2 separate regions of the Homo sapiens genome follow, and region 2 is linked to region 1. A link is an interaction called in ENCODE POLR2A ChIA-PET data of the cell type or tissue named here. Cell type or tissue: CD4-positive, alpha-beta T cell. All regions are shown on one strand.

Region 1 (2,500 bases):
ACTATCACAAGGACAAAAAACCAAACACCGCACGTTCTCACTCATAGGTGGGAATTGAACAATGAGAACACATGGACACAGGAAGGGGAACATCACACACCAGGGCCTGTTGTGGGGTGGGGGGAAGGGGGAGGGATAGCATTAGGAGATATACCTAATGTTAAATGACGAGTTAATGGGTGCAGCACACCAACATGGCACATGTATACATATGTAACTAACCTGCATGTTGTGCACATGTACCCTAAAACTTAAAGTATAATAATAATAATAATAATAATAATAATAATAATAATAAATCCTCACTGGGATGTCATGTTCACAAGGCAGGGACCAACCGTGCCTATCTTATCATTCATCATCTCCCCAGTGCCTAGCACAGTGCCTGGCATACAGTAGGGGCTGGATAAATGCTTGTTGTTGATGCTGCAATCCGACAAAGGAGATATTGTGCTGCTTTGCTGGTGTACAGCAGCTTAGGTTTTGGCGGTCACAAAACTAGTGAGTAGCAGCAGCCAGGCACCCAATCCAGTGCTCTCTCCATCCTCACACCTGTATGGATGCTAAACTGTGCATCGCTCTGTGCAGTCTATCACTTGTGTGGGATTCTGGGATTTTTTTTAAAAAAAGCTTCTGATGAACAATATCCCTTTGAGGACCTGTGGATTTGGAATCTGAGTGCCTGCTCCCCACCTCCCAAAAGAATCACATTATTAAATGTATATTCTTTCAGATTACAGGTTTCTATAAAATGGACCTTGACCTCATGGCTCAGGGGGTTTCAAAGCCCTGTCGCAGCCTTGCTCTCTAGGTATGCATTTTCAAAGTCTTCAGAAGATAGAGCGGTTTTTCCAAAATGATCAAAGGACACGCCTCCTGAGGCGCCCTCCCCTTCTCCTGGCCCACTCCTCAGCTGGCCTCTGCGTCTGCCAGAAGTGCTCAAATGAGGCTGATTTCTGAAGAAATGTTTTCATCATAAGAATTGCAAGCAGGCAAGCCTCCGGCTTTTGCTTGTCAATGCACGCGTTTCCAGCCTTTTTAGTTCCTTTATCAGATACTTCCTGCCCCCTAGTGGTGGGAAGCAGCAAAAAGGACAGGCTGACCTAGATACTGTTTCCAGAGCTGACTATTCAGCCGTTAGAGCAATCATTGTTCGAAGCAAGCAAGAGCAGGAAATAAACAAAAACCCTTTCACGGTGGTGCTCCAGGGTCTAGTTGTTAATTTTTGAGCGAGGAAAAGTTGTTCATGAAAAAATATATAGTATTTGAGCACATTTGATGGAAAATAAAAAGGAATCTTTTGCAGGGCCACACCTCGCCATCCTCCAGGGTTGTCATTCTCAATGTGCTCTACGTGGACGGCTCTGCCCTGCGTCGCCAGGTGCTGCCACCCTGCAATGTCACTGTATTTCTTAGATGCTGAACCAAGCCCAAGGCAAGGACTCCCCTGCTCTGGAATGTGTGAGCAGCTGCTGAGGTCTGCATGTAGAGGAATAATTACCACTTTCTGTGGAACGAATACTCAACTTAGGACCAAATAATAGCAATCTAGGAAATTTAGAAATAGTAAAGATTTTTGGTTTATATGTAATGGATGTTGCTGCTGTTCCAACCTTACAAAGTAAAGCTGTCTGCTTCCCAAATTCCAAAAATTAAAATACTCCTCCACCTCATCCTACCAACCAGTGCCCTTTGGCTCACTCTCATCTCGACACAGGTGCTGTAGCTTAGTACACATCAGGAAAGGGCTGCCCTACACTTTTCTTTCCGGAAGCAAACAGTGAGTGAATGGGAGATGCACCAAGAAACCTTATGACTTCGGCTACCTGGTCATGCCCTGCCTTTGCTCTGACGGTCACATTTCTTTTGGGAGCTGTCCTAAGATGGTTGATGGAACACGGGCTTTGGAACCAAACAGTTCCAGCTCCACTGCAATCCATGTATTAGCTGTGTGACCTAGAAAATTCACTGAGCCCCTCTGATCCTGTTTTCATCCGTAAAGCAGGGCTAATGATACTTTCCTCACAGAATTGCTATGAGAACTAAATAAATATCTCTCTGTATATCTTGTATCTATTATACATACACAGTCATGTGTCACTTAGCGTTGGGGATGCATTTTGAAAAATGCATCATTAGGCAATTTCATCTTTGTGCAAACATCATAGAGTGCACTTACACAAACCTAGATGTATAGCCTACTACACACCTAGGCTTTATGGTGTAGTCTATTGCTCCTAGGCTACATACCTGTACAGCATGTTACTGCACTGAATACTGTAGGCAATTGTAACACAAATAAGTATTTGTGTCTCTAAATATACCTAAACACAGAAAAGGTACAGTAAAAATACCATAAAAAGACAAAAATGGCACACTTGTATAGGGCACTTACCATGAAAGGAGCCTGTAGGATTAAAAGTTGCTCTCAGTGAGTGAGTAGGTGACGGCTGAGTGAATGTCGACTTAGGACATTACCATACACTACCGTGACTTTATA
Region 2 (2,500 bases), 170 kb before region 1:
TCAATACCCTGGTTACAACACTATTATTTCTTAAAACTGTATATAAATCTATAATTATCTCAAAGTAAGAAGTTTAGTTAAAAAGATGAAGGAAAAACTCTTATGACTAGAGGGACAATTTTCTTTTTTTGAGATGGAGTCTCGCTCTGTCCCCCAGGCTGGAGTGCAGTGGCACGATCTCAGCTCACTGCAAGCTCCGCCTCCTGGGTTCACGCCATTCTCGTGCCTCAGCCTCTCAAGTAGCTGGGACTACAGGCGCCCGCCACCACGTCCAGCTAATTTTTTGTATTTTTAGTAGAGACGGGATTTCATTGTATTAGACAAGATGGTCTCGATCTCCTGACCTCGTGATCCGCCCACCTCAGCCTCCCAAAGTGCTGGGATTATAGGCATGAGCCACCGCGCCCGGTCGATTAGAGGGACAATTTTATTTGATATACAGCAACACTGAACATTATTAAATATTCAAACACTATAATTTTCAGTATGAAACAATAAAACATATCCCCTGAAAATTCTTGTACCACAACCACTCTTCAAAGATTCATATATAAACAATAAGAATTTTAGCTCACCTTCCACGCTATCAGAACAGGAAGTTCCAATGCCAGTGTCTCCACTGTCAGAAGCTATACTGTGTCTCCTGATATGGTTATTTCGATGGTTAGATGGAACAGTTGTGGCCTGCCACAATGATTCATTAGCAGGTAGCCATGCTGATGAATAATCTGGGCCTAAAAAGGGAAATATGTAACAGTTAACACATATATCTGAGTAGGCAGAAGATTTTTTTTTTACCTTGTGGAAAATACACATAGGGTATAAAAGGTATAAAAGGTTCTTTTCTGCCCAAAATAATTTAAAATGATCAACAAAATTAACCAAATAAATGTATATATCACACATATATCAATTAAGTGTGATTACATAGCTTCCTCTAGCTGAAGAACTCTGTTTTCTGCTTCCGGGCATTAAACTTTTAAAGACGTACTGCTGTGTTATTAAAAATGTTGGAACTATCCACTTATCTTCAAATGTCAGTACTCTGCTCTAGAATAATTGATAGGTGGCATCTGTGATTATACATACATGCGTTAGCTGAAAATCAGGGCTCAGGAAAATTCAATAATAATGCATGATAATATAAATAGGATATCCACATGGAATATGAAAACAATCCATTTTTTTCTGCTATATATCTACTAAATTTTTTCTACAATCATCACTTAAAATTTTTAAATTTTACATTATTTTATTTGAATTATTTCCTTAATTATTATTTAATAACAGTTTAATAGCACAGCATTTTCCTACTCTTAGCTTGATTTGTCTTTTTTTTTTTTTGAGACGAGTCTCGCTGTCACCCAGGCTGGGTGGAGTGCAGTGGCGCGATCTCTGCTCACTGTAAGCGCTGCCTCCCGGGTTCACGCCATTCTCCTGCCTCAGCCTCCGGAGCAGCTGAGACTACAGGTGCCCACCACCACACCCCGCTAATTTTTGGCATTTTTAGTAGAGATGAGGTTTCACCGTGTTAACCAGGATGGTCTCCATCTCCTGACCTCGTGATCCACCCGCCTCCGCCTCCCAAAGTGCTGGGATTGCAGGTGTGAGCCACCGCGCCCAGCTAGATTTGTCCTTTTAATTTAAATACTTTTTAGCTAATTTAAGGTTTTTCAATGTTCTTTCAATGTTTATTTCCACTTACTCACTTTTACTTAACTTTTATTTGACTTTTTCTGTTTTACCCATCACTTATTTTATTGTCTAGTACAGTGCTACTCAAAGGATATCAATGGACCAGTGCCAATCTGTACTATTTGTTACAAGTTAGATGCAGAAATAAATAAGCATCTAGAAATGTTATTGTACTATAATTAGAAAGAGAAATTTTAAATTCGTTCAACTTTACATAAAACCTGTAGAAGCACAAATCTTTACTAATGCCTAATACAGTAAGTCTCAATTCAGGGCTTACAGAATTATTCATAAAAGTTAAGAAGTTCCCCTACATGAATTTTAGGCTCTCATTTCAATGACAGTTCTTAAAAAATTAATAAGCACATTACAGATTATCTGAACAGCCAACTTAAAACATTATTTCCACATAATTTCAATGCTCCCGTATCTGTATAGCAGCCTTAAAAAGATTTATCACATAATTCAATGTCCCCATCTGTGTTTTGCGGTTGAAATAGCAGTTGCTTCTAAGTAAAGAGCAAATGACATCACTGGGTATTTACCATTATTTGAAAGAAGATAGCTTTACAGAATTATTCATTGATACCCTATTGAAACCGGCATGCAAGGAATGCCTTCTGGCAGTTTAAACATAAGGGTAACAAAACAACAAACGTGCATAAAATTAATTATACCAGTTTTTTTAACCACACTTTTAGGATTAGTTGTTCTCTATGTCAGTATTAAAATCAAAATATATAAACAAATTAATAAAACCAGACCTAAAGCTACCTCTATCATACTAAGCTCAACATTAATGATT

The links. Peaks named below come from ENCODE experiments on the same cell type or tissue, not always from the same donor. Only the 100,000 strongest peaks of a DNase experiment are listed, where the experiment ranks them.
Region 2: POLR2A ChIA-PET joins it to region 1 with 5 read pairs; 2 of 35 experiments call an interaction of 5 or more read pairs at or near these places.

Annotation. Positions count from the first base shown.
Region 1 is chr6:118,799,626-118,802,125 of GRCh38, forward strand. No RefSeq gene overlaps it. Among named protein-coding and RNA genes, the nearest start is that of ASF1A, 93 kb to the right of the region's middle. In CD4-positive, alpha-beta T cell, a CTCF peak has its summit at 1,070 (motif pointing left); a DNase peak (open chromatin) is centred at 1,066; H3K4me3 peaks cover 249 bases; H3K27ac peaks cover 462 bases.
Region 2 is chr6:118,631,878-118,634,377 of GRCh38, forward strand. CEP85L (centrosomal protein 85L) reads right to left here. Exons shown (of 13, transcript NM_001042475.3): 2 at 576-734. Among named protein-coding and RNA genes, the nearest start is that of CEP85L, 18 kb to the right of the region's middle. In CD4-positive, alpha-beta T cell, no CTCF peak of the experiment used is centred here; no DNase peak of the experiment used is centred here.